Regions from separate parts of the Homo sapiens genome. Here region 2 is linked to region 1. Evidence: read pairs that join two places in POLR2A ChIA-PET (ENCODE). Cell type or tissue: Caco-2. All regions are shown on one strand. Links, peaks and the distances in the headings refer to the core of each region. The heading gives the core; the rest is flanking DNA. Region 1 has its middle 110 kb from the start of PODXL. Region 2 holds the start of LOC101928782 (a long non-coding RNA gene).

Evidence for each region. ChIA-PET counts read pairs that join two places held together with the same protein. Peaks named below come from ENCODE experiments on the same cell type or tissue, not always from the same donor. Only the 100,000 strongest peaks of a DNase experiment are listed, where the experiment ranks them.
Region 2: POLR2A ChIA-PET joins it to region 1 with 5 read pairs; 2 of 35 experiments call an interaction of 5 or more read pairs at or near these places.

Annotation. Positions count from the first base shown.
Region 1 is chr7:131,655,972-131,672,109 of GRCh38, forward strand. It overlaps the pseudogene EEF1B2P6 and the pseudogene RPS14P10. Among named protein-coding and RNA genes, the nearest start is that of PODXL, 110 kb to the left of the region's middle. RefSeq lists an enhancer at 109-660. In Caco-2, for the core only: no CTCF peak of the experiment used is centred there; no DNase peak of the experiment used is centred there.
Region 2 is chr7:131,901,873-131,918,010 of GRCh38, forward strand. LOC101928782 (a long non-coding RNA gene) reads left to right here and starts at 8,348. Exons shown (of 6, transcript NR_110836.1): 1 at 8,348-8,699. In Caco-2, for the core only: no CTCF peak of the experiment used is centred there; no DNase peak of the experiment used is centred there; H3K4me3 peaks cover 331 bases.

The DNA.
Region 1 (16,138 bases), core at 4,507-9,506:
GGGGATTTCAAGGCGACAGGCTGGTGCTGCCTGGGGAAGAGGGGCTCTTAGAGCAGCCAGGCACCTCTGCTGATTGGCCTGGACCTAGGAGGCCAGGGCCCCATGCTCTGTGCTGTGGGCTCCCACCAGGTAGCAGCGGCCCCCACAGAGAGAGTGCGGCCTGCCAGTGGCAGCTTCGCTGTCTGGCACAAAGTAAGTGAGGGTTTAATGACATTGCCATGATGTCTTTCTTTTCTTGGGTTCCTGCTGCCTGCACCTGGCTGAAATACAGCGGGGTGGGCTGAGGCTTCTGTGTTCTCTTGGAGTTGATGGTCACAGCTCCTTGATCTGACTGGCCTGGCTTGACTGGATCACAGAAAAAGCTGCTTATTCACCTAAACAGGCCAATGTCACCAGCAAGACTGACTTGGGATACAAAGCAACTCTGTATCTATGGCTTATTTCCAAAAGGATGTTCTATAAACATTAACTCTATGTAATTTATAATATTAATAATATAATTAATATCACAATATTGTATATAATATATAATCAATATAATCATAATACAATATTATAAAATTAATATAATGTTATAATAGAATTAATAGTTACACTATCATATAATACAATTAATATTTATAATATAGTTAATTTTTATAATATTAATTTATGAAAATTTCAAATGCAGAGAGGGAAAAAATGAGAAGACAAGAGAAAAATGAGAGATTGATGGTCAACTTAGGATATATTGGTAAAACATAATTTAAGTTGTAAAAATAAACAGTTTTTTGAAGTAGCTACCCAGATGTTTTGATAAAATGACTTTTCAAGAGGTGGGGGTTGCATTCAGCATTTCCCAGGTACATTTGGTCATGGAGTCCTTCCTGGGAACCGCCTCTCCACACTACAGTTTGGGGAATATCAGTTTGGGAAACATTTCTCTATGGTTTTACCTTCTTCTTCTCCACCAGCATCTGACGCAGAGAGAATAAATCAGTAATACTTCAAGCCCTGCTGACATTCTCCACAAGGGTGTTACCACCCGAAGGGGATGAAATTGGCTCCTGAAGAGCAAAAAAATCTTTTTTTCTTTCTTTTTTTTTTTCCTTAGAGACAGGGTCTTGCTCTGTTGCCCAGTCTGGAGTACAGTGGTCTCGCTACGACCTCAAATTCGTGGGCTCAAGTGATCCTCCCACCTTAACCTCCCAAGTGGCTGAGACTACAGGTGCAGGCCAACATGCCTAGCTAACTTTAAAAACTTTTTGTAGAGACGGGGTCTTGCTATGTTGCCCAGGCTGGTTTCAAACTCCTGGCTTCAAGCAGTCCTCCTGCCTCAACCTCCCAAAGTGTTGGGATTACAGGTGTGAGCCACTGTGCCCAGCCCAAATTCTTATTTTTTAAATGTATAAAGCACAGATATACATTCAGTCCACAAACTGATATGTGGTATATCTGTAGCATTAACGTTGCATAAATGAGGGAGCGTTAGGAGAAAAAATGTCTATAAAGGCTCCACAGGAGGGTGATTGCAAAAAGAAGAGAAAAGGGTGAGAAATGCTGACATAGACGCATTTCAGTTGGTCAGTTGGTGAAATGGAGTTTGGTGAGGCTCTGCCGCTGTGCACGTTGGGGTGAGTTGTTTACCTCTCTGAGCTTCAGGTTTCTAACCTGGGAAATGAAGCCTTTTGCCACCTCATAAGACTGTGGTGAGCTTTAATGAGACAAGAACAATGCCTGACAAACAGGAGGTGTTTGGAAAATGGAGGCTGCAGATAGACCTTTAAGCCTGAAACTTTGCTGTCTGCTCGCAGTAAGTTGTAGCACAGTCAGCTAACATACCGCCACTTTGGGCTCGTCCACCTTTAAGGCTGTAGACCGACAGATAAAGGCAAAGGGAGCTTGGTATAGGCAGGCTGAAGGAAAAGGACCTGAGAAACTACTATTTTACAGCTTACAAAGTAAACCAGGAAAGCAACTTAGCCTGGGGGGATCACCTGCTTGGTGCTAAGCTGCTCCTGGACACCAGGGTCCCAGACCTGGAATCAGACACTTCATCCTTGAGGCCCACCCTCCATGCACCCTGATATCAGAGGCTGGGATGGACACTGAGGCGGGTGGGATAGGCCAAGGCAGGAAATGTCTGCTGGACCTAAAAATAGTGTGGGAGGGAACAGGAAACAGAAACTTTGGGCCAACATGGAAATGCTTTCTGAATTGTCAGGAAATCAGGACTAGAGATGCAGGGGCAGCCACCACCCTACAGCAAAACTGCAACACCCCGTGAGCTCTCTACGTGGAAAGAACTGGAGAGAATCAGAGTTGGGTGGGCTGGGGAGGGGGGTTCCAACTGAGAAACACTAGGCTCACCTTTGTGTAGTTCCTAACATAGCACTTTTGTGCCCTGTTGATCCTATTTATTTATTTATTTATGAGACGGAGTCTCGCTCTGTTGTCCAGGCTAGAGTGCAGTGGCATGATCTCGGCTCACTGCAAGCTCTGCCTCCCATGTTCACGCCATTCTCCTGCCTCTCAGCTTCCTGAGTAGCTAGGACTATAGGCGTCCGCCACCATGCCAGGCTAATTTTTTTTGTATTTTTAGTAGAGACGGTGTTTCACCGTGTTAGCCAGGATGGTCTCGATTTCCTGTTCAGCCACCTCAGCCTCCCAAAGTGCTGGGATTACAGGTATGAGCCACCGTGCCCGGCCATATTTTTTTATTTTTGAGATGGAGTCTTGCTCTGTCACCCAGGCTGGAGGGCAGTGGCACGATTTTGACTCACTACAACCTCTGCCTCCAGGGTTCAAGTGATTCTCCTGCCTCAGCCTCCTGAGTAACTGGGATTTCAGCTCATGCTACCATGCCAGGCTAATTTTTTGGATTTTTAGTAGAGATGGGGTTTCACCATGTTGGCCAGGCTGGTCTCAAACTCCTGACCTCAAAGTGCTGGGATTACAGGCGTGAACCACCGCATCTGGCCCCTGTTGATCTTTAATTGCATGTAGATGTCATTCCTTATTGGGGTGACCAACAGTCCTGGTTTGTCCAGGACTGAGTAGGTTCTTGGAACTTTTTTTTTTTTTTTGAGACAGAGTCTCACTCTCTTGCCCAGGCTGAAGTACAGTGGTTCAATCTTGGCTCACTGCAACCTTCACCTCCGAGGTTCAAGTGATTCTCCCACCTCAGCCTCCCGAGTAGCTGGGACTATAGGCGGGCACCCCCATGGCTAATTTTTGTATTTTTAGTAGAGATGGGTTGTCACCATGTTGGCCAGGCTGGTCTTGAACTCCTGACCTCGGGTGATCCACCTGCCTCAGCATCTGAAAGTGCTGTGATTACAGGCGTGAGCCACCATGCCTGGCAACTTTGAGTTTTAAAAGTGGGGGGAGTACTAGCAAACTGACAAGTTGTTTACTCTTTCTTTACACAGAATGCTCAAGTGTCTTAAAGCATTAGTGCAGTGGGTTCGATCTTGCCTGCACAGAGAATCACCTGGGCAGTTATTAAAAATCCCCCAGCCCCAGGCTGCACTCCAGACCAGTTGAATTAGTCTCTGGGGTGGGACCCAGGTGTCTGTGTTTCTTTTCTTTTCTTTTTTTTTTTTTGAGATGGAGTTTCACTCTTGTTGCCTAGGCTGGAGTAAAATGGCACGATCCCAGCTCACTGCTCACTGCAACCTCTGCCTCCTAGGTTCAAGCGATTCTCCTGCCTCAGCCTCCCAAGTAGCTGGGATTACAGGCTCATTGCCACCATGCCTGGCTAATTTTTGTATTTTTAGTAGAGACAGGGTTTCGTCATGTTGGCCAGGCTGGTCTTGAACTCCTGACCTCAGGAGATCCACCCTCCTCAGCCTCCCAAAGTGCTGGGATTACAGGTGTCAGCCAGCGCACCCAGCTTATCTGTGTTTCTTAAAGCTCTCCAAGTGGGCAGTTCCTGTGTGCAGCCAAGGTTGAGAACAGGGGCTTCAGCATGGATGAAAACATCACCTGGGGCTTGTTTCCTGGCCTCATGACCAAAGAGTCTCACTCAGTGGTCTGCAGTGGAGGCTGGGGATACCACTTAAAAATAAGTTTTGCAGGCTGGGTGCTGTGGCTCACGCCCCTAATCCTAGCACTTTGGGAGGCTGAGGTGGGTGGATTGCCTGAGGTCAGGAGTTCGAGACCAGCCTGGGCAACATGGTGAAATCCTGTCTCTACTAAAATACAAAAACTTAGCCGGGCATAGCAGCGTGGGCCTGTAGTCCCAGCTACTTAGGAGGCTGAGGCAGGAGGATCGCTTGAACCTAGGAGGCGGAGGTTGCAGTGAGTCGAGATCGTGCCACTGCACTCCAGCCAGGGTGATGGAGCAAGACTCCATCTCCGAAAAAAAAAAAAAAAAAAGTTTTGCAAGGGTTCCCCTGGGCACACTTTGAGAAACACTGACCTAGAGTTTTATTCCCTATAGATCTTCTAGATTTGAACAGAAAGGGATGTTTTGATCAATCCAATTAAAACATTTATTAGGCCAGGCATGGTGGCTCATGATGGTAATCCCAGGGTTTTGGAAGCCTGAGGTGGGAGGATCGCTTGAGGGGAGGAGTTGGTGACCAGCCCGAGAAACATAGCAAGACTCTGTCTCTATGATTTTTTAATTTTTTTTTAAATCAGTCAGCTGTGGTGTTGTGTACCTGTTGTCTCAACTGGGAGGCTGAGGTGGAAGGATCACATAAGCCTAATAGTTTAAATGAAACCAGCCTGGGCGATATAGCCAGAGCGTGTCTCTCCAAAAAAAAAAAAAAAAAAAAATTAAACACACAGTGAAGGACTGCTGAAGGGGGTTACAAAGATGACTCAATCAAGGTTGCTATTCTTTTTTTTTTGAGACAGGATCTCACTCTGTCATCCAGGGTGAAGTGTAGTGGTGTGATCATGGCTCACTGCAGCCTTGATCTTCCAGGTTCAAACCATTCTCCCACCTCAGCCTCCCAAGTAGCTGGGACCATAGGTGTGTGCCACTATGCCCTGCTAATTTTTTTTTTTAATGTTTTGTAGAGATGCGGTCTCACTATGTTGCCCAGGTTGATCTTGAATTGCTGACCTCAAGTGATCCTCCCCACCTGACCTCCCAAAGTGCTGAGATTACAGGCATGAGCCACTGCTCCTGGCCCAAGTTTGCTATTCTAAATTCAATTCACTTTATTTGTTTTAAAAATTATTTTTTTTAAAATAGAGATGGGGGTCTTGCTATGTTGGCCAGGTTGGTCTTGAACTCTTGGCCTTTAACAATCCTCTTGCCTCAGCCTTCCAAAGTGCTAAGAATACAGGCATGAGCCACCATGCCTGTCCCACAATTTACTTTTAAGGAGCAAGGCAGGTACACATCAGGACAGCTGGTAACGAGAGTCACCCCTGGAGGCAAACCTAGTATTGAACAGATAAAAAGGCACTGGGTTGAGAGAACTCCTGGGTCATCATCACACCCCTAATATTAATGAGTTATGCATGCGATCCTAGGAAAATGATCCCCCTTTCCTTGTCCTCATCTTTTTCTGCAAATTGCAAGGCTTGGAAGACCTGACTTCTAAGGCCTCATCTTGTCTGACACTTTGGGATTCTGAAGCTGGCCACCATGTCTTCTCGAGTGTGAACCCCGAAAAACTGAGACAGGTCTCAGCTAATTTAGAAAGTTTATTTTGCCAAAGTTGAGGATGCACTCCTGTGACACAGCCTCAGGAGGTCCTGATGACATGTGGCCAAGGTGGTCAGAGCACAGTTTGGTTTTATACATTCTGGGGAGACATGAGACAGCAGTCAACATATGCAAGATGAACATTGGTTTGGTCTGGAAAAGCAGGACAACTAGAAGCAAAGGCGGGAGGCTCGAAGCAGGGAGGGGGCTTCCAGGTCATGGGTAGATAAGAAACAAATGGTTGCATTCTTTTGAGTTTCTTTCTTTCTTTCTTTTTTCTTTAATCTTTCAAGCTTTTATTTAAATGCCATGATCCAGGATGGATTTTTAGATCTTGTTGAAAGCAGCCACATCCATGGACTGCACATAGTCCTCAAAAGCAGTGATCTGCTCCTCCAGCATATCTGTTCCAACTTTATCATCTTCAACTACACACTGTATTTGAAGTTTCTTAATTCCGTATCCCACTGGAACTAGTTTAGATGAGCCCCAGACTAAGCCGTCTGCTTGAATGCTTCTGACACACTCCTCTAATTTCGCCATATCTGTCTCATCATCCCAAGGTTTCACATCTAGTAAGATGGAAGACTTGGCAACAAGTGCAGGTTTTTTGGCTTTCTTTGATTCATATTGTGCAAGATGTTCTTCCCTTAGCCTCTTTGCTTCTTCACTTTCCTCCTCATAATCGGATCCAAAGAGATCAATGTCATCATCATCTTTACTGTCTGTAGCTCCACTTCCTGTAGTGTCTTCCACATCGGCAGGACCATACTTGCTCAAAGCTTTCTTCACTCCTGGCAGGCCGGCCTTTTCCTTTTCGTAAGACTTGATGTGATTATACCAACGTAGGGCATGACACAAGTCGGCAGGTGGTGGGCCGGACACGGCTTCAAATACTGCCACATCTGCTTGTGATGGCACCATACCCCTTGATGTAGCTCTTGTCCGCCAGGTAATCGTTGAGCACCTGGAGGCCGGTGGGGCTTTTCAGGTCTCCGAAACCCATGGTGTCGGCTGTATCCGAGAGCTGGGGAGCAGCAGAAAGAGCTCTTTTGAGTTTCTGATTAGCCTCTCCAAAGGACGCAGGCACATATGCATTCATCTCAGTGAGCAGAGGGGTGACTTTGAATAGAATGGCAGGCAGGTTGGCCCTAAGCAGTTTCCAGCTTGACTTGTCCCTTTAGCTTAGTGATTAGGGGGCCCCAAGATTTATTTTTCCTTTCATATGAGAGAGCAAGTATGTAGGGCTCTGGGCAAGCAATCCCCATGCTGTGGACAAACTACTTGTATTTTACAAATAAGTGGCAATGCTTTGGCTAAGAAGAGAACACATTCGCTTGGGGAGAGAGAGGTAAAGTCACAGGGTCCCATGTGGAGAATGATGAGGGGGAGAACCTAGGGATTCCAGAATTGAGTTGACAGCAGCATTTGTTGCAGGTAGGAGAGGGAGAGAATGGGGGCTTGCTACACACACATTAGTCTGCTAAGGCTGCCATAATACAGTGCCACAAGCTGGGTGGCTTAACAAAAAGAAACTTATTTGGAGGCTTTCTAGGTCTGAGGTCAAGGTGTAGGTAGAGCCACGCTCCCTCTGAAGGCACCAGGGAGAGATCTGTTTCAGATCTTCCTCCTAGCGTCTGCTAGTTCTTGGTTTGTGGAAGGATAACTCCAAATTTTGCATGTTCTCCCTTTGTTTAAATTTCTCCTTTTTATAAGTCATATTGGATTAGGGGCCCACTCTACTCTAGTATGACTCATCTCGTCTAGTTCCATTTGCAATGACCTGCCTTCCAAATAAGGCTACATTCTGAAGTACTGGGGGTTAGAACTTCAACACATACATTTTGGGGGAAAATAAATAACTCAACCTGTAACAGTGGCGATGCACTACAGCTGCCGCTAAACAGGGCTCAATTTCTAAAGAAGGTTCAGAGATTCACAATGGCGGTGCATCCAAATATGCAATTTATTACTGGAGCAGAATATAGTATAGCTGCAATATCAAAGTAGGAGTGTCATCACAGCCAAAGGCTATGCCTCCCAGCAGGGGGTCTGGAGAGGCCAAGTCCAAGGTGTTTTTTTTTTGTTTTTTTTTTTTGAGGCAGGATCTCGCTTTGCTGCCCAGGTTGGGGTGCAGTGGCACGGACACAGCTCACTGCAACCTCGATGTAATTCTCCTCTCAGCCTCTTAGGTAGCTGGGATCACAGTTATGCACCACCATGCCTGGCTAATTTTTGTATTTTTTTGTAGAGACAGGATTTTGCCATGTTGCCCAGGCTGGTCTCAAATTCCAGGGCTCAAGCTATCTTCCCACCTCGGCCTCCCAAAGCGCTGGGACTGCAGGTGTGAACCACCACACTGGGCCTTTGTGGTGGTTATTTACATATTAAATGTCACTTTATAGTTCAGAGGTCTCTTGAGGAATCGGCATGCTGTGTTGTGTGTGTGTGTGTATGTGTGACTTAAGAGCAAAATTTTAGTTGTGGGGGCCCGGAGTTCTGGAATTTTTGCATTGGTTACACTTTTTGTTATGTGTGAAGCTGAGACCTTGCATGGTTAAGAAGTCGAAAAGACTACCAAATGAGGACTGGGTCCCAGCTGGGTCCTTTATTAACCATCTGACCCTAGCAAATTGTTTCTTTGTGCCTCAATTTCTTTTTTTCTTTTCTTTTTTTTTTTTTTGAGACGCAGTCTCGCTCTGTCGCCCAGGCTGGAGTGCAGTGGTGCAATCTTGGCTCACTGCAAGCTCCACCTCCTGGGTTCACGCCATTCTCCTGCCTCAGCCTCCTGAGTAGCTGGGACTACAGGCGCCCGCCACCATGCCCAGCTAATTTTTTTTGTATTTTTAATAGAGATGGGGTTTCACTGTGTTAGCCAGGATGGGCTCGATCTCCTGACCTTGTGATCCGCCCGCCTCTGCCTCCCAAAGTGCTGGGATTACAGGCATGAGCCACCGCGCCTGGCGTGCCTCAATTTCTTCTGTACAAGAAGAGATCATATTGCCTACTTTCCAGAAGTAAATGCAACAGTGTATGTGAAAGTCCTTTTTGACCTACGAAGTTCTGTGTAAGGGCAGGGTACTAGTCCTGCTGTAATTCTTCAGCCTTAACATTGTTTCCATGGGAAAGCTCAATCTGCTTTATGACAATTGGATTTATAACGTAGTTTCCAGGAATGCATTTGTCTCAAAGCAGTCTTTGGCCAAGAGCAACATAACCTGACCTAAGGATAAAATGCACTGTGGCAAAAGGCAGGAACTGCCCATGCAGGTTTTAACAACAAATGAAAAAGAAAAACTTTTACAAGCCATAATACTCATCTTGCCTCACCTTGTCCATCTATAGTTAAGTCCTTATATTAGTTAGGGTTCTCCAGAGAAACAGAAAAAAAGAGGGTGTATTCTCATGCTGCTATAAAGAACTACCTGAGACTGGATAATTTATTTAAAAAGAAGTTTAATTGATTTACAGTCCCAAAGGCTTAACAGGAAGCATGGCTAGGAGGCCTCAGGAAACTTACAATCATGGCGGAAGTCAAAGGGGAAGCAAGCACATCTTTACCATGGCAGAGCAGGAGACAGAGAGGTGGGGGAAAGTGCTACACTTTTAAACCATCAGATCTCATGAGCACTCACTCACTATCATGAGAACATCATGGGAAAAATCCACCCCCATGATCCAATCACCTCCCACCACGTCCCTCCCCTGACATGTGGGGATTACAATTGGAGAAGAGATTTGGGTGGCGACACAGAGCCAAACCATATCAGAGGGTCTCTCTCTCTTAAGGATTTGACTCAGGCAATTGTGGAAACTGGTAAATTCAAAATCTTTGGGATAGACCAGCAGGCTGCTGACCCAGGGAGGAGCTGCAGTTTGAATCCTAAGGCAGCCTGAATGACACCTTTGTCCATGTCACTGATCTTTCTGGCAGGGAACCACCTGCCATGTGGCCGGTGGGATGAAGGAGCAGGCTGACCAAGATGAATCCTCCCCATGTACTGCCATGTTGACTGCTCAGGATGTGGTCCAGAGGTGCAAGGAGCTGGGCATCACTGCCCTACACATCAAGCTCCTGGCCACAGGAGGAAATAGGACCAAGACCCCTGGACCTGGGGTGCGGTTGGTCCCCCGAGCCCTTGCCTGCTCAGGTATGAAGAGCCGGTAGATTGAGGACATCACCCCCAGCTCCTCCAACAGTATCTTCAGGAAGGAGGGTTGCTGTGGTCACTGTCTGTGAACAGGACTCCTCAAATTGTTTGCTGTTCATAAATTGCCTTTGTGTAAACTAAAAACCAAACAAAACCAAACAAACAAAGCCAGTCTTTTGGCAGAATTCCCTCTTGGTCGGGGTAGGTCAGTCTTCGCTCTACTCAGGCCTTCAAACTGATTGGCTGTCTTGCCCAATGTTGCAGAGGGTAATCCACTGTACTCAGCGCCTACTGATTTAGACGTTTGTCTCATCTAGAAAATATATCCACAGAAACATCTAGAATAATATGTTTCATGAAATATCTGGGTGCAATGGCCCAGCCAAGTTGACACATAAAATTCACCATCCCGGCCACCGTCTGTGTCCCTCTCTAATGCCCTTCTTGTCATCTCCTCCTCCCCAGGGGCATAGCAACCATCCTGATGTTGGAGTATTTCCTTCTTGCTCATGTTTCTATGATTACTACACAGGTTTGTATATCAGTATGGCAGGTAAAGTGGAAGTTTCAGCTGAGGCACCCAGACAACAGATGAGATGTGAGGTCCCATTGGAGGATTTATGAAGGAAGACCAGCTGAAGAATCCTTAACCCTCATCCACCATGAGAGTATAAATGAGTCAGAGATTCGAGATTTGAGGAGGATTTATGGCATCAGCTCCTGTTAGTGAGCTCCAAGGTGCATGCTCTCCGAAGGGGAGAGGTCAGAGGGGTCTGCCTCCCACCTCAAGCCTGGATGAGCATCCCCTGCACTTTAGGCTGTTCAGGGGATTAGTGCCGGACTCTCACTTGAGAAATCTAAAGGGTGGTGATATGATTTGGCTGTGTCCCTCCTCAACTCTCATCTCAAATTGTAATCCAAATGACAATCCCCATATATTGAGGGAGGGACCTGGTGGGAGGTGGTTGGATCATGGGGGCTGTTTTCCCCATGCTGTTCTTGTGATAGTGAGTGTGTTCTCATGAGATCTGGTTGTTTGATAAATGTCTGGTTCTTCCTCCTCCTCTCTCTCTCGCTGACCTCCATGTAAGACATGCCTTGCTTCCCCTTCATCTTCTGCCATGATTGTAAGTTTCCTGAGGCCTCTCCAGCCATGCAGAACCGTGAGTCAATTAAACTTCTTTTTTTTTTTTGAGATGGAGTTTCACTCTTGTTGCCCAGGCTGGAGTGCAACGGTGCGATCTCAGCTCACCGCAACCTCTGCCTCCTGTGTTCAAGCAATTCTCCTGCCTCAGCCTCCCAAGTAGCTGGGATTACAGGAATCCACCACCAACCTGGCTAATTTTGTATTTTTAGTAGAGATGGGTTTCTCCATGTTGGTTAGGCTGGTCGTGAACTCCCGACTTCAGGTGATCTGCCTGCCTTGGCCTCCCAAAGTGCTGGGATTACAGGCGTGAGCCACATTGCCCAGCAATTAAACTTCTTTTGTTTAATTGTTTAATTGTTTAATTGTTTAATTACCCAGTCTCAGGTAGTATCTTTATGGATTAATGCAGGTGGTCACTGGCTGACCAGGTACTTTAAAGATGGAACTAAGGTAGATGGCTTCACTGGGGGGCTCCCTGTACTCCCATAGTTTGCTGTAGTGAAGAACATGAGATCAGTTGTGCCTGAAGTGCAAGAGAACTGCATAGGATCTTCTAGAGCCCACAGAGAAGATGGCCTGGGGAGAGGGATAAAGAGACTTCTGCAGATAGAAGCTGGGGACATTCCCGATTCTCAGGGCTGTGGAGGGAGTCAGTGACCAGCTGGATAAGACATGCACTGGCCATTATCAGGAGACTGGGAGCTCTAAAGATCCCTGAAGACCCTGAAAACTCATGGCAGCATCCATGAGAGTCACCTTTAACCATTTCCTAGGCTACAGAGGATGATGCCTGTATTGGTCAAGCGAGAACTTCCTGCCCCTTTTCCTTCCTCTCCCTTCTCTGACCTGGAAGGGTCAGAAACTAGGGTTGGCAAGGTGGGGGAGGAGTCAGCCTCTTTCTTCACTGGATGGCTCCTCTGTAGCTGGCCTGAGCTGCATGTTTTGTAAGCATTCCCTCCCCTCCTGTGGCAGAGTGCGCTTCCCCACCCCATTCATATTGGGCTTGGCCACGTGACTTGCCAGAGGGCTGTGGGCTGTTGTCACATGAATAGAGGCTTGCGATGCCCTTGCACTGGAGACTTTCCTCTTGTGCTTCTGCCACCATCAAGAGAACATTTCCCAGGTAGACCAGGGTTCCTAAAGAATAAGACACCTGGAGCTTCTTCTTTTTTTTTTTGGAGATGGAGTTTCGCTCTTGTTGCCCAGGCTGGAGTGCAGTGGTGCATCCCAGGTCATTGCAACCTCCACCTCCTGGGTTCAAGCAATTCTCCTGCCTCAGCCTCTGAGTAGCTTGGATTACAGGCATCCGCCACCACATCAGGCTAATTTTGTATTTTTAGTAGAGACGGGGTTTCTCCATGTTGTTCAGGCTGGTCTCAAATTCCTGACCTCAGGTGATCCGCCTGCCTCGGCCTCCCAAAGTGCTAGGATTACAGGTGTGAGCCATCATGCCTGGCCAACACCTGGAGCCTCTTCTAATGGAGCTCATGCTTAGTGCTGAGCCAGCCCATGTCAGTGCAGCCACTCCACTGACCCTCAGACTTGCCAGCTAGAAATGGAAGCTTATTTCTGTGGGTCATTGAGCTTTGGGCTGGTTGATTATGTAGCATAATTATGACAATAATTGACTGATAAAAGGAGTAATCAAAGTAAAAAGTTATGATGATTACACTAAGACATTATTTATTAACTGGAGGACATTGTTTATTGGATAGAACTGCCTAAATTTCTCTGGGGTGAAGGAAGAACATGCCTAACTAATTAAATTTAAAGGAACATCAATAGAGAACAATAAAGTTGCTTTATGATTATATCCATGAGCCCTTCTTGTTCAATTCAACAGTTACATGTACTTCTATGAGCACTATGTTATAATGCTGTATATATTTACAAATTTACACAAATAACATCATGCTGTATTCTACAAATTGCCCTTTCCACTCAATGTTATATTTTTGAGATTTATCCAGGTTGATGCTTGTAGTTCTAGTTTTTCATTTAAATTGTTAAAAATATTTCATTGTGGGCCAGGGGTGGTGGCTCATACCTGTAATCCCAGCATTTTGGGAGGCCAAGGTGGGTGGATCTCTTGAGGCCAGGAGTTCGAGACCAGCCTGGACAACATGGTGAAACCCCATCTCTACTAAAATATGAAAATTTTCTGGGCGTGGTGGCACGTGCCTATAATCCCAGCTACTTGGGAAGCTGAGGCAGGAGAATCACTTGAACCTGGGAGGCAGCAGAGGTTGCAGTGAGCTGAGATCACGCCACCACACTCCAGCCTGGGCAACAGAGTGAGACTCCCTCTCAAAAAAAAATTTCATTATGCAAATATACCACAATTTAAAAAATCCACTCTCTCAATGATGGACACTTGAGTTGTCCCCACTCCGTGTTTTGCTATTACAAAATATGTATCAAGAGCCATGCTTGTAGTTGAGTTTTCCTGGTCATATGTATGTGAGTCTCTCAAGGGTATATATCTAAAGCTGAATGGCAATCATTTGTGCTGTTTACCATGTGCCAAATTTCCATTTTTCCTCTTGCTGTACACAAGACAGAATTGTACTCCCTGTCCCTTTGATGTTAGACCTAGCTAAGTGACATCTTTGGCCAATGAGATATAAGTGCGGGTGGTAAATGTCACTCACAGGTGGAAGCTGTTAGGATCTAATATGCGATTCTCCCTTTCCTTCCTACTGCCACAATCCCAGACTTAAGCGATCCTCCTATCCCAGCCTCCCAAGTAGCTGAGACCACAGGTGTGCACCACTATGCCTGACTAATTTTTTTTTTTTTATTATTTCTTGTAGACCCAGGGTCTCCCTATGTTGCCAAGGCTGGTCTCGAACTCCTAGGCTCAAGCAATACTCCTGCCTTGGCCTCCCAAAGTGCTGGGATTAACTCCTCTGGCTGGCGAGGCTGTATCCTCCTCCTTCTGGTGGGTAGAACAGCATGGAGCTCTGCTTCTAGCTAACCCATGATGGATATGTAGCATGAGGAAGAAATCTACCTTGATTTTAGCTCCTGAGATTTAGTTTATCTTGTTCAGTCAGCATAACCTTCCATTCTGTCTGAAACATAAATCAGTATCTGCAGAGCAGCACTCCTTCAGCAAAACACTTGTTCATGGTGCTGGCTTAGGTGCTGCATGATGTGCAGTGAGAAAACACACAGAAGGGTGGAGAAATGGTCACCCACATTATGCAGCAGAGAAACATTATGTACAACAGCACTTGTAGGAATTTGAGAGGCAGATAATTTACCTAATGAACTTGTAGATTTAGGGAAAGAGTCTGGAAAGCAGAATTTTGTTGTTGTTGTTTTGAGACAAGGTCTCATGCTGTCATCCAGGCTGGAGTGCAGTGGTACAGTCACAGCTCACTGCAGCCTTGACTTCCCGGGCTTAAGTGATCCTCCTGCCTTAGCCTCCCAAGTAGCTGGGACCACAGGCGCATGATACCACACCAGGCTAATTTTTGTATTTTTTGTAAAGACAGGGTTTCACCCTGTTGCTTAGGCTGGTCTAGAACTCCTGGGCTCAAGCAATCCTCCCGCCTTGGCCTTCCAAAGTGCTGGGACTACAGGCATAAGCCACTGCACCTATTCAGCAGAATGTTCTGTGTTACTTACTCTTGACAACGCTTGGCAAGGTATTACAAGAAAGAGATGAGTTCAGGAAAGAGTTGGCCAATGTAAACCCCTTTTAGGGCTGGAAAAAGCAAATGCTTCTTATCTCCAAACAGTCAAAGATAAAATTGAGACAGACAAAGAATGATGAAAATTCAGTTTTGTAAGCAAGGATTAAATCACAGCCATGGATGTTACACCCATTTAAAAAATCTCTGGATGTATTAAGGCATCTTTTAGTAATGTTCCCTGTTCTAGCAATTAGACAAAATGTAACAGGGAAAAAGATTAATGGTGTGGACCAAAATACCTTCAATTAAATCTAGAGTGGCATGGGAGAAAGAAAGTAAAGAAATACAGTTAACAGGAGATTTATTTATAAAGGAAGCTTGACCCCTGGCATTGCCTGGAATCAAATGATAAGAAACTGAGAGTTTTGAGAAAATTACACATGCTGCCAAAGAACCATTGGCCTCATCTAGACTTCATTTGAATCTTAAAACAACTTTCAACTTTTGGGTCCTCCGGAAAATGTGCTTAGGAGGATGCTCTGCCCATAAGGAAGGCATATCTTCTGGGTTTCCCTGCAATTTTGGCCAAAGATGGTGGAAAAGGGATATCTCTTGAAGGGTAAGCTCAGGCCTGCAGAGAATGTTCCAGGAGATGGAGTCAAGACCTAATCAAGAATACACTTTATCCCTGGGGAAGAATGCTCTGAGATTTCAGAATTGCTGTAACCCATTATTCTCTTTTCTGAATGGGAGTGTTTACTGCCATTTTTTTGTCCCATATTTCAATATTAAATATTGGTACATTGGCAAAGCAGCTTATCTTTTTAGTCTTCTAATAAAGAGATATTGACCCAAGATCTAGAGATAACTACTCGTCACTTTGATGTAAAAATTACTGTGAAAATTTGATATCTTGGGGTTTGAGCTTGATGCTATGTTGGTATGGAGCCTTTGAGTTATCTCCTTTGAGAAAGGAAGAGTATATTTGCATCCAGGAATAAGAGTAGACCAAATATTGGGTTTTGAATAAGGTTAGACTGTGTGAGTCATTATTGCTCTTCACCAGTATTTCTGATTCTCTTCTTACCTATTGTGCTAGATGGGTTGCTCAGGTCTGACATTGGTCATGCAAAGGGTTGAATGAATTCTACAATGTCACAAGACATGCATAAAGAAATAGGTGCTACTTTATAAAAGGACAAAATCACAAGACCAGGGCTAGCAAGGCTTGATGCATGCAGTCTTTCTCGGTGATGCCAGGGCCAGACCACCTGCCCTCAGGGCTGGGGGTTCATTCCAGTGGAAAGCTTCTTCTACACTGTAGTGTCCCTTTCTGTAGGGAAAGTATAAGAGTGTGGCTTTATTAGGGGAAAGACAAAAGATGCTTGGTGCTAGGCCATCTGGATTTGGGGTGCTGGGCTTATCAGATTTGTCTAAGGACCTTGAGCCTTGTGGGATGTTACAGTCATCTCTGATGGGGGAGGAAGAAGATACCAGTGCAGGAAGATGAGCTGGACACTGCCTCACTAGCTGGGAAGAGGGAAAATCTCCC
Region 2 (16,138 bases), core at 4,850-9,849, 250 kb after region 1:
AGTGAGTAGGAAAATGCAAGTTCTAGAAGGCTACAGACATCAAACTTCAAAATTAAAACTAAGAAATAGGTGACGTAGGCATACATATCTAGGTGATACAACTGAAAAATAAAGCAAAGGAAAGAAAAGCAAAAGGTTTAGTGTAATGATTACCCTTGGCAGAGGTGGTGAGAGCCAAGGCAGAGGGCCAGGATAGCACAGGAACATGCAGACATGCTGTTCATATTGTTCTAGATTTTGAGTTGGATGGTGCTATAGCTTGGATGTTCATCCCAACAAACCTCATGTTGAAATTTGATCCCAGTGTTGGAGGTGGGGCCTAATGGGAGGTGTTTTTGTTATAGGGGTGGATCCCTCATGAGTAGATTAATCTCCTCCTGGGGATGGGGTGAGCGAGCTCTTGCTCTATTAGTTCCCATGACAGCTGGTTGTTAAAAAGAGCCTGGCACCTGCCCTCTCTCTCTCTTTTGCTTCCTCTCTAGCCATGTAATCCCTGCACAAGCCAGCTTCCCTTTCCCTTCCCCTTCCACTATGAGTGGAAGTAGCCTGAGGCCCTCACCAGAAGCAGATGCTGGCTCCATGCTTCTTGTACAGCCTGCAGAACTGCAAGACAGATAAACCTCTTTTCTTTGTAAACTATCCAGTCTCAAACATTCCTTTATAGCAACACAAATGGACTAAAACAGATGGTGAAAAAAAATGAATGAATGCATGAATAAATGAACGAATGAGTAAAAAAGTGGGCCATATGCGAAACAATGTTGGCATTGAGTCATAACTAGGATTATGATTAATCCAATGCTGAATACCTAAAATCCAAAATACAAATTTTTTCATTTAAAGAAAATTCTGGTGATGAGTGAATATTTAGCACTGGATCCCCAAGTAGAAGTTCTAGAAACACAATCATTTTTTTTCTATGGGGGATAGGAATGCCTCTCTATAGCCCACTGTACTTAGAAATACTTTTGCCATACACTTTGCTGAGGAGAGGTGAATTCCAGTCCTGATGTAGGTATGCTGAAGAATGTGTATGTGTATATATACATATAGTATGTATGTCCTTGGAGCTGAATTTATAACTGGCACTGAACTATGATAAATAGTGCTTCTATAAACATTCTTACATATGTCTTTGTTTATGTATGTATACATTTCCTTTGGCTATATATCTAGTAGTAAAATTGCTGGATCACAGAGTATACAGTAGTAGTCCCTCCTTATCTGTGGAGGGTATGTTCCAAGACCCCCAGTGGATGCCTGAAACCATGGATAAAGCCAGCCCTATATATACTATATTTTTTCCTATACCTACATACCCATGGTATAGTTTAATTTATAAATTAGTCATAGTAAGAGATTAACTACAATTAATGAAAAAAAAGAACAATTATAACACTATACTGTAATAAAAATTATCTAAATGTAGTCTTTCTTTCTCAAAATATCTTATTGTATTGTGCCATACTCACCTGTTTTCAGACCTTGGCTGACCATGGGTAACTAAAATTGTGGAAAGTGAAACTGTGGAAAGCCAAACCCTTGGGTAAGGGGGGACTACGATGTGTATGTTCAACTTTGATAGATAATGCCAGTTTTCCAAAGTGGTCCTACCAATTTATACTCTCACCAGCAAGTTTGAGAGCTCCAGTTTCTCCACATCCTCACCAACACTTAGTATTATCAGTCATTCTAATTTTTACCATTGTAAAAATTAGGTGTGAGGTCATATCTTACTATGGTATTATTTTATGTTTCTTTGAAGATTAATGAGGTTGAGCATTTTTTGTATATTTATTGGCCACTTAGATTTTTTTCATGAAGTTTGAGTCTTTCTTATTTTCTATTGGATTATTTGTCTTATCCTTATTGAATTTTGATGTTCCTTTTAAATTATGCATATGAGTCTTTTTGGAGAATATACATATATTTTAAGATTGTCTTGGCTGTTTTTGGATCTTTGCATTTCCATTTAAATTTTAAAATACATTTTTATTTTTATCTATTAATAAAAACCACCCAAATGTTTATGAACAGGAGAGTGGATGAATAAATTGTGGTAAAGTCACACAAAGGAATATTACATAGCAGTAAAAATGAATGAAACTATGCAATGTAGCAATGTGAATGAATCTTAGCAAAATTTTATTAAGTCGGGGAAGAAAAGATTCAGAATATTACATGCAGCATAAGCCCTTTTTATAATGGTAAAAACAACTAAAATAAAAATGTTTACTTTTAAGGAATACATATAGATGAGTGAACACTATATTCAAAGGAAGTAAGGGAACAATGGACTTGTGGTTCAGGATGGTGGCTGCCTTGGGTGGGGGAAACAGGAGGCTGGGCAGGAGAATGGCCATGTAGCGAGATGAAAGTTTTTGCCAAGGTCCCAGTCTTCAGGTTGGATGGTAGATTCACAGGTGCTTATCAGATAGTGAAAAGTAGATACATACATAAATGAATAAATGACCCATGAGAAGCCATGTTATGCATCAAGAATTCTGAATAACCTGATTCAGTGCCACTGAGGTCCACTGAGAAGAAAAATCTGACCCTGAAAGATTGAATGAGGACACTGCTGTCAACCCCCTTGTTGTGGGGCCCCCAGTTTCCCCTCATGACACCTCCTGGGCTGAACAGGGTTGCCAATGTCAAGATGCATATTACATATATTAATATTAGGAAAACTGAATTTCTTTTAATTAGTTTTTAGAAAAATGAATGAAAATATATGTTGTCTTTTTTATCTCCTACACCCCAATGCATCTTGTGTATTCTTGAGTATATGCATGCCAATTTAGAGACCTGTGCCCTAAGTGAAGGACATTTTAGGTGGACTTAGTTTTAGACAGATCACCCTGTTGGCATGTGAAAGATGAACTGGAAGGGGCAGTAGACAAGACAGAAAGAGCCTTTAGGAGGCTGTTGATATACTCTTGCTGAGGCAGGAAGTGGGACTCAACTCTGGAAGCGGGGCTCAGACAGCAGACCAAACTGAGGATTAGCTAAAACAGGGCTGAGGCAAAAGCAGCTTTCCATAAGACACACCCCCAGTGTGCTATGTAGGTTTACCATTGCCATGGCAACACCTGGAGTTATTGCCCCTTTCCATGGCAACGACCCAATGACCCAAATGTTACTACCCCTTCCCTAGAAATTTCTGCATAAACTGCCTCTTAATCTACATGTAATTAAATAGGTATAAATATGACTGCAAAACTGCCCTGAGATGCTACTCTCTGCCTATGGGGTCACCCTGCTGTGCAGGAGCAGTCACGGAACTATAAAACTACCACAACTGTAACACTGCTTCAGTAAAGCTGTTTTCATCTACTGCAGCTTGCCCTTTAATTCTTTCCTGGGCAAAACCAAGAACCCTCCCTGTCTAAGCCCCATTAGGGGCTCACCTGCTCTGCATTACCACCAGGTAGACAAGAGCTAAGGGGTGGCCATGGGAAAGGGAAGGAAATAAGGAATTTGGGAGGTATTGAAGAGAAGGAATTTATAGGACTCAGTTTCCTTAATACTAGGACATCCAAGAGCTAAAATAATTATGTATTTACTCTTCTCAGCTTGTGACTGCCATTTCTCTTAGAGTCAGAATCTCTCTTTGCTCCAAACTCTTGGGTCTCTCACCCTCCTACAGAGTGTTGATACTTTCATATAGGTCCCAGGGCAATTACAACCTTACATCTGATCTCACTCACTGATGGACTAATTGGCAGTGCCCTCCCTGCTGACAGCCTTCGGACGTTGAAGGCAAATTAAGCAGCCCTTGATGGGTAGTAATGCTGCTGAAATCTGGAGGCTGGTGGCGTGGGGGTGGGGTTTGCATTTCAGGAAAGTGTGCTACAGCTGCCTCTCAGATCTTTGAGCTTGATCCATTCTGCTTTCCCTGACAGCAGCCCATCAATCACTCACCTTAGATACTTCCACAGGCTGACATAATTGAAAGCTTCAGCTGGATTCTGTAGTGGGCTTGGAGGATCCATGGTCCTAGAGGGTAATTTGGCAACAGGCAAGCCCACAGTTCTTAGAACTTCAGGGATAAAGACCACATCTTAGGCCAGGAAGACCAAAGGCTCAAAGGTCCCATGCTCCATCAGGGAACTCAAAGGCTTGCTTTGTTGGGACACCAAGCCAATCATGGCCTGCCCCTCTTTGAGCCTTAATTTACTTATCTGTAACATACAGGTGCAGACTTGAAACAAGTCTTAAAATGTAGGCACAAATGCTATTGGCAGGAAAGCAAGTTATATTACTGCTGGGGCAACTTGTTAGCACCACTTGGGAGTTATGTGACCCTGGGTGAGCTATGCACTGCTGGGAGCCCTGGCCTCAAAGAGAAGAGACTATATAAACAAGTATGTGTGACAATGTCTGTCACACAGCACACCCTCTCAGAACATCAGTTTTCTTCTTCACTGTTTGGTTGCCAAATGGAAGAGATGGGGGCCTGGACTGAATATGGGTGAGCTGCAGGATTACCACCCAAATGCTGGCTTCTGCATGCCTCTGTGGGCCTCTAGAGTGGTTTCTCTCTGGCTGGACCACTCTTCCCTGGCCTGGCCTGAAGTGGGGAAAGAGGTGGCTAAGAATGAGACTGAAGGACGTAAAGAAAGGTCTATACCTCTGAAGGCAGAAACTGTGGGCAAGTCACTTACTTCTCAAGCTTTAGGTTTCCCACATATAAAGTGAATTGGTCCTAGCTCATGGGCTGGGTGTGGAGGATGAAATGAGATCGTGTCCATTAGACTCCTGGAGCAGAGTACGTGATTCCCAAATGTCAGGTGACCTCCCTATCCACCTCTCCAGCCTTCCCCTTGGAATAGACTGTTGGGACACCCTGAATTTTTTTTTTTTAAGCGGTGATTCTCTGAATGTGGTTCTGGACACAGGGGCTCTGGGAAAATTCACCAAAACTCAATTCACAGAAAGTACATTCATCAATTTCATCTTGCCAAATGGTGATTTGGCTTCCAATCAATCAAACCTTGGCCAAGTTACTTTTGGCAAGTGAGCCTTCCTCCCAGAGGAATCCTCTAGGTGGACTGGGCTGATTGGAATGCAGGTTTAGTGAGATGCTCAGCTCAGGTGGCATGAAGGGCAGAAGCAGGCAGCAGCTTGCTTTCAGCATGATATTGCTGGACGCTGAGCCCTGCAGTTTGTGGCTGATGCCAGAGCTGTCTTGTCCTTTTCCCACTTCTCTTTCTGCTGCATTTGTGGCCATTAACACAAAGGAGTTCTTCACTGAGAGGAGGGAGGCTGCTGAAGTGGAAATGGAGCCAGGGTGGGGTGGAGCCGGGTGGAGGGCTGGCACACCAAGCCCAAGGAAAGAATCACTGCTTGATATTCTTGATGTTTCTTCCTCTTTGCCCAGACTTCCTGGGACTCTCTCTCTTCTTCTCCTTTAGCTTCTGTTTTCCTTGCAGAACATAAGGGGTCAGAAAGCAGGTAGAGTGAGAGGGCAAAGGGAAGGAGGGAGGAGACGGTAGGATAGAAGCCCTGGTTCATGAAGACACATGAACCCTGAACTTCCATATGGATGAAGATTCTTTGATTGCAAGCAAAGGAAACAAACTGGTTAATTCTCCTAAAGGAAGCTCCCAGTATGGAAGGGAGAAATGGGATGGGGGACAGGCAAGAACCAAGGCTGCATCCAGGGGCCCAGAAGCAGCTACCACATAGTGGTGGCCAATTAGGATGAGCCTGGTCAAGATGCAGCTGCAGCTGATTGTTTTCAGTCTCTGTGCCTATGCTCAAGATTCAAATTCCAGAAAGGGGCATCCTATGGCATCGCTTGCATTAGTCAACCTTTCATTGTCTGGAAAAGGGAGAGGTTCTAGTTACTTATCCCCCAGGCTGTACCCAATGGAGAAGACGTAGTTCCAGTGGAGGAAACTGAATTGCTGAAGAGAAAATAGAGGGTAAGAAACCAGAAAATAATAAATCATGGCAAACAGGTATACAGTGTTGAGAATGTGCCAGTCTCTGAGCTAAGAGCATTACATCTATTAACTCCTTTAATCAGCCTATGTAGGCAATGAGGATATTGTTACCCCATTAGACAGATAAGGAAACTGAGATCCAGAAAAGTTAAATAATTATCCTAGGTCATAGAGCTAGTAAGTGGCGGTGCTGGGTTTTGAGTCAAAGTCTCATTCCTAATGCCTGTGCAATACTGTCCACTTCACTACTGCCCACTTGAAAAGCAAGCTTGGGAAAATCAAGGACCTTAGTGGTCCTAAAGAAGGCTAGTTTGCTCAGGGTTTCCGATAATAGAAGAAAACTAGAGAAAGCTGGTGGTTCCATTTTTCAGGTCTCCCTATCTCCAAGGCCCCTCTACTGACTCCCATCTGAGTGAGGATGTCTGCGCCTGTGCTCAAGGGCAGGTGCCCCTGCTGAGGAGGCTGGGAGATGCTGGGGGAGGTCAACATGAGCTGCACTTAACAAGCAAAGGAAAGGAGAGGCGTTACACAGATTTAAGATTTAACAAAAGGAGAATTAAATTGACATTTTATTGACTTGCAGTGGGAGTTGTTAAAGACAGATTACTGCAGCAAGGGTTGAGTTTGATTGAAAGGACGGGAGAGAACTCAGCTTCCAAAAGCATCAAACTTGAAGGCCAGTAATACCCCAAGGGGCAAGGTGAGCACATAAATTTGAACTCATACAAGAATACTTTCCAGCACATGCACTCATACCACACATCACAAATAGCTCCCAGAAGCCAGGCCCAGAGACACCAGGTGAAATGAGGGGGTAAGAGCACAGTGTTCTAGATTTGACTCTTATCAACGTCCCGTCCCCACCCCAACCCGATGTCTGGCCCCACTGGGAGCTTCAGAGATGGAATTTCTCATACTTTAATGGAGAAATAGTGTCTTGAGGAAACACCCTTTTGCTTCCAGGAAGAAAATGATCCCATTTCAAAGCTGTCTCTTCAGGGACTCCCTGCATGCTTAGTGGCTCGCAGAGATGCAGCACTTGCTGGGAGGCCAGCAGCGGTCTGCAAAGGCCTTCTCGGGAGAGCCTAGCCCCGTGCGATTTGTCTTGGTGCAGGCGTGGGTGTGGGCGACACCCAGGGAACCTGGGAAAGGAAGAACAGAGATATGTGGAGAGGGGGCAAAGGGCAGGGATGAGACCAGATTACAAGGAGCAGGCTGGCTTAGATTGTCCTTGGAGATAGCACCACTCTGGTCTCTTGTTTCACACAGGTGTTCAAATGAGGGTCTGGATTCTAGGGTGGCTGATGATGATTCTTGTCTCAGGAAGCTTTTCCTCTGTGGGGGTGAGAGGTGACAAGCGTGCTAGCAGCCCTCGCTCTCGGCGCCTCCTCGGCCTCGGCGTCCACTCTGGCGGCGCTTGAGGAGCCCTTCAGCTCACCACTGCACCGTGGAAGCCTCTCGCTGGGCCGGAGCCGGCTCCCTCTGCTTGCGGGGAGGTGTGGAGGGAGAGGCGCGGGCGGCAACCGGGGCTGCGCGCGGCGCTCGCGGGCCAGCTTGAGTTCCGGGTAGGTGCGGGCTCGGCGGGCCCCGCACTCGGAGGGGCCGGCCGGCGCTGCCGGCCCCGGGCAGTGAGGGACTTAGCACCCAGGCCAGCAGCTGCGGAGGGTGCGCCGGGTCCCCCAGCAGTGCCGGCCGGCCGGCGCCTCGCTCGAATTCTCGCCGGGCCTCAGCTGCCTCCCGCGGGGCAGGGCTCGGGATCTGCAGCCCGCCATGTCCGAGTCTCCCCCCGCGCCTTGGGCTCCTGCGCGGCCAGAGCCTTCCCGACGAGCGCTGCCCCGTGCTCCGCGGCGCCCGGTCCCATCGACCGCCCAAGGGCTGAGGAGTGCAGGTGCACAGCTCGGGACTGGCAGGCAGCTCCGCCCTGGCCCTGGTGCGGGATCCACCAGGCGAAGCCAGCTGGGCTCCTGAGTTGGGTGGGGACTTGGAGAACTTTTATGTCTAGCTGGAGGATTGTATATGCACTAATCAGCACTGTGTATCTAGCTAATCTGGTGGGGACTTGGAGAACCTTTATGTCTAGCTAAAGGATTGTAAATACACCAATCAGCACTCTGTGTCTAGCTCAAGGTTTGTAAACACACCAATCAGTGCTGTGTCTAGTTAATCTAGTGGGGACTTGGAGAACTTTTACTTCTAGCTAGAGGGTTGTAAATGCACCAATCAGCACTCTGTGTCGAGCTCAGGGATTGTAAATGCACCAATCAGCATCCTGTCAAAACAGACCAATCAGCTCTCTGTAAAACGGACCAATCAGCTCTCTGTAAAATGGACCAATCAGCAGGATGTGGGTGGGGCCAGATAAGGGAATAAACGCACAATGGCAACCTGCTTGGGGCCTCTTGCACACGGTGGAAGCTTTGTTTTTTAGCTCTTTGTAGTAAATCTTGCTGCTGCTCGTTGTTTGGGTCCACAGTGTCTTTATGAGCTGTAACACTCACTGCGAAGGTCTGCAGCTTCACTCCTGAGGCCAGCAAGACCACGAACCCACGGGGAGGAATGAACAACTCCCCACGGGAGGAACGAACAACTCCCCACACCTTAAAAGCTGTAACACTCACCGGGAAGATCTGCAGCTTCACTCTTGAAGCCAGTGAGACCACGAACCCACCAGAAGAAACTTCGAATACGTCCGAACGTCAGAAGGAACAAACTCCAGACACACCATCTTTAGGAACTGTAACACTCACGGTGAGGGTCCGTGGCTTCATTCTTGAAGTCAGTGAGACCAAGAACCCACCAATTCTGGACACAGGCATCTCTGTGTATCTCTTGTGTGATACACTCCCTGCCCCTCTTGCTACACCTATGAAGGGCTGAGTCAGTGTTTGAATACCCCCTTCGCTTCTGCTCCTGCAGTGTTGAGAATGTGCTAGACTGTATGCTAAGTGAATTACATCTATCAACTCTTTTAATAGCTGTAGCTCCTGCCATTGGTGTCACATCTCTGAGAATCCTTCTGGTGGCTCCCTTCCCCTCCTTAGCCCCGGCCCCCCAGGCAGCAGCTGCATCCTAATCACAGGCATCCATAGAAGAGCTGTGACTCCAAATCTACAACCCTTCCCTCCCAGTTATCCTGTTGTCTTCCTGGGGGAGATCTGGTGCAGATAAGGGCATTAATTATGTCCTTATCTGCATTATTAAAAGTGACTTCTCAGATTCCTCCCAGACATCTATTATAGTGTACTGCTGGGAGTGGCGGGGAGTGGCATTAAACATCCCTCTTACCTGTTCCTTTTCCTCCCTCTTTCCTACCAAGAGAACCGAGTTCTTCTCTTAGCTCTCAGGGCTTCTGCTGCACAGTGCACCTTCCACCCGCTCTTCACTCCACTGTCCCAGGTTTTGCATCAATTGAGCACAAGGGAAAAAGGAGCCTCTGGCTTAGCAAAAAAGATTTGAAGGTGACCTTCACTGAGCCCTGAAAGAGATAACAATCTCTCTGCAAGCAACAAGGCTGACTCTTCTGGATACTAAAATAGCAACTGTGGAGTAAACCTTCCCTCTGTTTCCCTCTCTTTTTCTTCAGGACAACACAAAGAAATTCTAGGGGTGAACTGGGAAATCACAGTATCTTTTAACAGCCTGAAAGCCTGAAAAGAAAGTTCCTGTGTGTGCATTTGCAGCTCATCAGTACAGAAAAGCTAATTATCTCAGTACTGTTGCTGCCTTCTTGCATCCAGCATACTCTGTCCTCACCATTATGATCTTATTGGTCCTATCAGCAACGCTGAGTCATGGAGGGCCCAGCAATGGTGCACCCCATTTTAGATAGGAGAGAAACAAGGTCCACGGAAGGAAGGTTATCCAGGGATAGAGTGGTCAGAGTCAGAGATGAATGTCTGTATCCTACCAATTTCACCCTAAGTGAAATCCTAAGGGTTTTTTCACTAAATTTCCACAGGGAATGGAATGAGTTCTCTGGGCTTGATTGCTGGACCATGGACACATTGATATAGGGATTGCTATTTTACAGCAATCTTATCAGCTCTTGTTGGACCCTACTCTGTTCCTCTTCTCCTGATGCCAGGCCCAGAGATGTTGTGCAGTGACTATCATAGCATCCAGCAGGTAGTTGTAAAGGTAGGAAGAGATGGAATGGGGAAGGAGTGATGCCTGTTGCATTTGGGGAGGGGAGGGAAGACTGCAGTTGTCACGATTGGAGTTACCAGGGATTTGGAACATGCATTTATATATGATGGCAAATGGGAAAGAAGAATCTGGCACATGAGATGACACATATATGTCCTTTTGAAGAAATAAAGTAAGAGGTGAGCCCAGGAAGATAATGGCCCAGCATTGAGGTCATATGGGGGCCCCCTCAACCCAGAAGACCCTCTGCAGCAATAATGAGAACTGATGGGTGGCAGTATTCAGGATCACGGAATAGAGAAGAATGCGTGCATAACTTACCTATGTGGAAAAGCTGATGGAAAGAGACCATGATCGGGTTCTAGGAGCATAAACTGTTAAAATTAGAAGGAGACTTCGAAGTCATCCAGATGAGAAAACTGAACTCAGTGACATGCCCAAAATGAACACTGCCACTAAGCAGCAGAATGGAACTAGAATTTAGTTCTAGTTTCCCCTCTCCAGATGTCACGGGCATCACTCCTTCCCCACTGCATCTGTTCCTACCTTGATAACTAGGTTCCTTCCAATACAGGGCTCTGTTCGGCATCCCCACTGATTAGGCTCAGGTCATTTGGCCAAATAAACATTTCTCTGTGATAAGAAATTAAGGCACCATTGTATTAAGAGCAGCTGAGTTTACATTCTTCTGTTGCCTGGAGAGTGCATGCTTGAGGCTGGTAAAGCCCTAGCAGTATCCTGAAGACTGTATTTGTGCCAAACCCCTTCCAGTAGATCTAAAATATGGCTGTTCAGAAGGGATAATAGTGAGGTTAAATGGGATAACAGGATAGATCAGCGTGGAAAATGTGGAAATCTATCCTTTAAAATTCCTTATAGATACTGACTTCCAGCAACAGCCACAATAGAGTAACTGGGATCGAATTTATGCTCTCACTTTAAACAACTAAACCATCAAAACAAAATGCATGAAACAATAGTTTACAGACAGCAGATAGCACAGGAATATGAGCTCTAAGAAAAAGAAAACAAAAGAGGCGAGTCCTAGGATTGTACCAGCTTAATCCTGGAGGCAGTTTCTAAGCCACAGTGTGAGGTGAGGGTGAGGGGAGAAAAATGTGGCTTGTTAATCTTGTTCAGTTGAGAAGACAGTATCAGACTTTGGGGAGAACAAGGTAACTTGAATTTGCAGGGCAGAGTATGGACTTGCCCAGAGAGCGATCTCTAGCGATCTGTAGCAATGTCTTCTTGAAGCTTGGGCTAAGTACTGATAAGCACATGCATGAAAGGAAACTCACCACGGCGGGTGAAAACCCAGCAGAAAGCAGTAGACTAAACAATTGCTAGAGCTCACAGAAGGGTGGGAATAATTCATATTCCCACCAGCTAGAGTGGAAAGAGCTCCTGATAAATAAGGCATGGGGTGGAATCCTCAGAAGAGCATTCCTCAGTAGTAGAGCCAAAACAACCCTAGACTGATAGTTGTTCTGGACCTGCCCTAACAAAGTTTCAAAGCAAGCCTCAAAAATATTCAACGGACTTTGAGTAACTTAACTGTGTATGAGAGCACATGCAATACATATATAACTATAAGGCATTGGAAGAAGCAAGAAAATAAGATGAACAACTGAGGGAAAAATCAATTTGTAGAAATAGACTCCGACATTACAAAGATGATGGAATTAGCAGACAAATATATCAAAAGAATTATAAAAATGATCTGTATATCCAAGAAAGAACATATGAATAGGAGGAGAGATGTAGAAGATATAAAAAAAGGTCAAGTGAAACTTTTAGAGATGAAAAACACAACAACTGAAGTGAAAAAATACACTGGGTGGAATTGACAGTGGATAAGATGCTACAGAAGTGAATATCAGTGAACTTAAAGTAATAGCATAGGCTGGGCATGGTGGCTCAGGCCTGTAATCCCAACACTTTGGGAGGCCGAGGTGGGCGGATCACCTGAGGTCAGGAGTTTAAGACCTGCCTGACCAACATGGTGAAACCCTGTCTCTCCAAAAATACAAAAATTAGCCATGGTGGTGGCATGCGCCTGTAATCCCAGCTACCCAGGAGGGTGAAGCAGGAGAATCGCTGGAACCTGGGAAGCAGAGGTTGCAGTAAGCCGAGATCATGCCACTGAACTCCAGCCTGGGCGACAGAGCAAGACTCCATCTCAAAACAAACAAACAAACAAACAAACAAACAAATAATTCAAAATTAGGCACAGGAGAAAAAGACTTAAAAAAAGAAACAGAATTGTGCGTGACTAGTGGTATAATAGTAAGTGGCCTATTGCATGTAATTGTAATTACAGAAGGAGAGGAGAAAAGGGTAGGACAGAAAAATATTTCCAGAAATAACTGCCAAAAATTTTCTAAATTTGATGAAAATTCTGAACCTATAGATCCAACAATATCAACAATACCAAAGTTGAAAAAGCATAAAGAAAATTACATCAAGGCACATGATAATCAAATTGTTTTTATTTTATTTTATTTTGTTTTATTTTATTCTTATTATACTTTAAGTTTTAGGGTACATGTGCACAATGTGCAGGTTAGTTACATATGTATACATGTGCCATGCTGGTGTGCTGCACCCATGAACTCATCATTTTTAGCATTAGGTATATCTCCAAAAGCTATCCCTCTCCCCTCCCCCCACCCCACAGCAGTCCCCAGAGTGTGATGTTCCCCTTCCTGTGTCCATGTGTTCTCGTTGTTCATTTCCCACCTATGAGTGAGAATATGTGGTGTTTGGTTTTTTGTTCTTGCGATAGTTTACTGAGAATGATGATTTCCAATTTCATCCATGTTCCTACAAAGGACATGAACTCATCATTTTTTATGGCTGCATAGTATTCCATGGTGTATATGTGCCACATTTTCTTAATCCAGTCTATCATTTTTGGACATTTGGGTTGGTTCCAAGTCTTTGCTATTGTGAATAGTGCCGCAATAAATATACGTGTGCATGTGTCTTTATAGCAGCATGATTTATAGTCCTTTGGGTATATACCCAGTAATGGGATGGCTGGGTCAAATGGTATTTCTAGTTCTAGATCCCTGAGGAATCGCCACACTGACTTCCACAATGGTAGAACTAGTTTACAGTCCCACCAACAGTGTAAAAGTGTTCCTATTTCTCCACATCCTCTCCAGCACCGTTGTTTCCTGACTTTTTAATGATTGCCATTCTAACTGGCATGAGATGGTATCTCATTGTGGTTTTGATTTGCGTTTCTCTGATGGCCAGTGATGGTGAGCATTTTTTCATGTGTTTTTTGGCTGCATAAATGTTTTCTTCACAGAATTGGAAAAAACTACTTTAAAGTTCATATGGAACCAAAAAAGAGCCCGCATTGCCAAGTCAATCCTAAGCCAAAAGAACAAAGCTGGAGGCATCATGCTACCTGACTTCAAACTATACTACAAGGCTACAGTAACCAAAGCAGCATGGTACTGGTACCAAAACAGAGATATAGATCAATGGAACAGAACAGAGCCCTCAGAAATAATGCTGCATATCTGTAACTATCTGATCTTTGACAAACCTGAGAAAAACAAGCAATGGGGAAAGGATTCCCTATTTAATAAATGGTGCTGGGAAAACTGGCTAGCCATATGTAGAAAGCTGAAACTGGATCCCTTCCTTATACCTTATATAAAAATTAATTCAAGATGAATTAAAGACTTAAATATTAGACCTAAAACCATAAAAACCCTAGAAGAAAACCTAGGCATTATCATTCAGGACATAGGCATGGGCAAGGACTTCATGTCTAAAACACCAAAAGCAATGGCAACAAAAGCCAGAATTGACAAATGGGATCTAATTAAACTAAAGAGCTTCTGCACAGCAAAAGAAACTACCATTAGGGTGAACAGGCAACCTACAAAATGGGAGAAAATTTTCACAACCTACTCATCTGACAAAGGGCTAATATCCAGAATCTACAATGAACTCAAACAAATTTACAAGAAAAAAACAAACAACCCCATCAAAAAGTGGACGAAGGATATAATCAAATTGTTAAAAGCCAGAGATAATCAGGAAATTGTGAAAGTAGCCAAAAACATGCTCTGTACAAAGTGGCAAAGATAAAATTATAGCAGACTTCTTGTCATAAACTAAGCAAACCAGAAGATAACGGAGCAACATTTTAAGGTATGATAGAAAAAAAAAAAAAGGCAATTCTCCATCTAGAATTCTATCCCTAGCAAAAAATATATTTTATTTATTTATGTATTCGTTTTCCCCAGATACATCAGATAAGAGCAAAAGACTTCATATTGCTCATTAGTTCTTTTTTTTTTTGAAACAGAGTCTCATTCTCATTAGTGTTAGAAATATCTTTTAAAATGAAGATGAAATGAAAACTTTTCGAGACAAACAAAAGGTGAGTGAATATATCACAGCAGACCAGAACTGGAAAAAAAAAGTAAGTTCTTTAGGTAGAAGAAATATGAGAACAGATGAAAGTTTAGATCTATGCAGAGGAATGAAGAGTTCTCCAAGTACTAAATATATGGATGGATATAAAACAAATTCTTTCTCATTTTTAAATGCATGACTTAATAATTAATTGTTTTACATAAAAATAATAGCAATGTAACTTACGGTTTATTGGGTGAAATAAATGTATGACAACAGCAAAAAAGATACTAGGAAGAAATAGAAATATACTACTGTAAGATTCTTACACTATATGTGAGAAGATATTATATTGTTGGAAGGCAGATTGGGATAACTTAACAGACCCCAAAGTAATCACTAAAAAAATGAAACAGAGTGTAGCTAATATTGGAGATAAAATGGTGTCCTAAAAATACAGTAAGAAAAAATGGAAAAACAAGGAAAAATGAAAATATGAGATAAATAGAAAACAAATAAGGCTGGGTGTGGTGGCTCAAGCCTGTAATCCCAGCACTTTGGGAGGCCAAGGTGGATGGATCACGAGGTCAGGAGATCGAGACCATCCTGGCTAACACGGTGAAACCGCGTCTCTACTAAAAATACAAAAAATTAGCCGGGCATGGTGGCGGGAGCCTGTAGTCCCAGCTACTCGGGAGGCTGAGGCAGGAGAATAGCGTGAACCCGGGAGGCGGAGCTTGCAGTGAGCCGAGATCGCACCACTGCACTCTAGCCTGGGCGACAGTGCGAGACGCCATCTCAAAAAAAAAAAAAAAAGAAAGAAAGAAAACAAATAATAAGATGGTAGATTTAAATTTAATCATACAAATGATTACATTAAATGTAAATTGTCTAAACATTCAAAATAAAAGAATTGTCAGATAGGATATAAAAAGGCAAAACCCACTACATATTACCTGTAAGAAACCCACTTCAAATACAAAGACAAAGATAGGCTAAAAGTAAAAGTATGGAAAAAATATGCTATGCTAATGCTGAGACAAAGAAAGCTTATGTGGCTTTATTAATATAAGACAAATCAGACTTCAGGATAAGAAAAATTACCATAGATAAAGAAGGGCATTATATAATGATAAAAGGGGTCAAGTCACCAAGCGGACATAAAATTTCTTAATGCATATATACCTAAACATAAAGGTTCAGAATAAACAAAGCAAAACAGATAGAACTGAAAGAAGAAATAGAAAAACCCACAATTACAGTTGGAGACTTCAATAGTCCTCTCTCGAAAAATTTATTGAACAATTCTACAAAAAAAATCTGCAAGTATCTAGAGGTCATAAGCACTATTAGCAAACTTGATCTCATTAATATTTATAAAACATTTTATCCAACAAGAGCAGACTGCATATTCTTTTCAAGTGCAAGAAATAATGTGCAAGGCCTTCACACTGAAAAATATAAAACATTGCTGAAAGAGACTAAGAAAGACTTAAATAAATGGAGATATGTATTATGTTCATGGATCAGAATCCTTAAAACTGATTAATAAGACAAATACCATGATAAAAAATGGGCAAAGATTTAAACAGTCATGTCACCAAAGAAGACATATAAATAGCAAATGGGCACCTGAAAAGATGATCAACATTATTACTCAT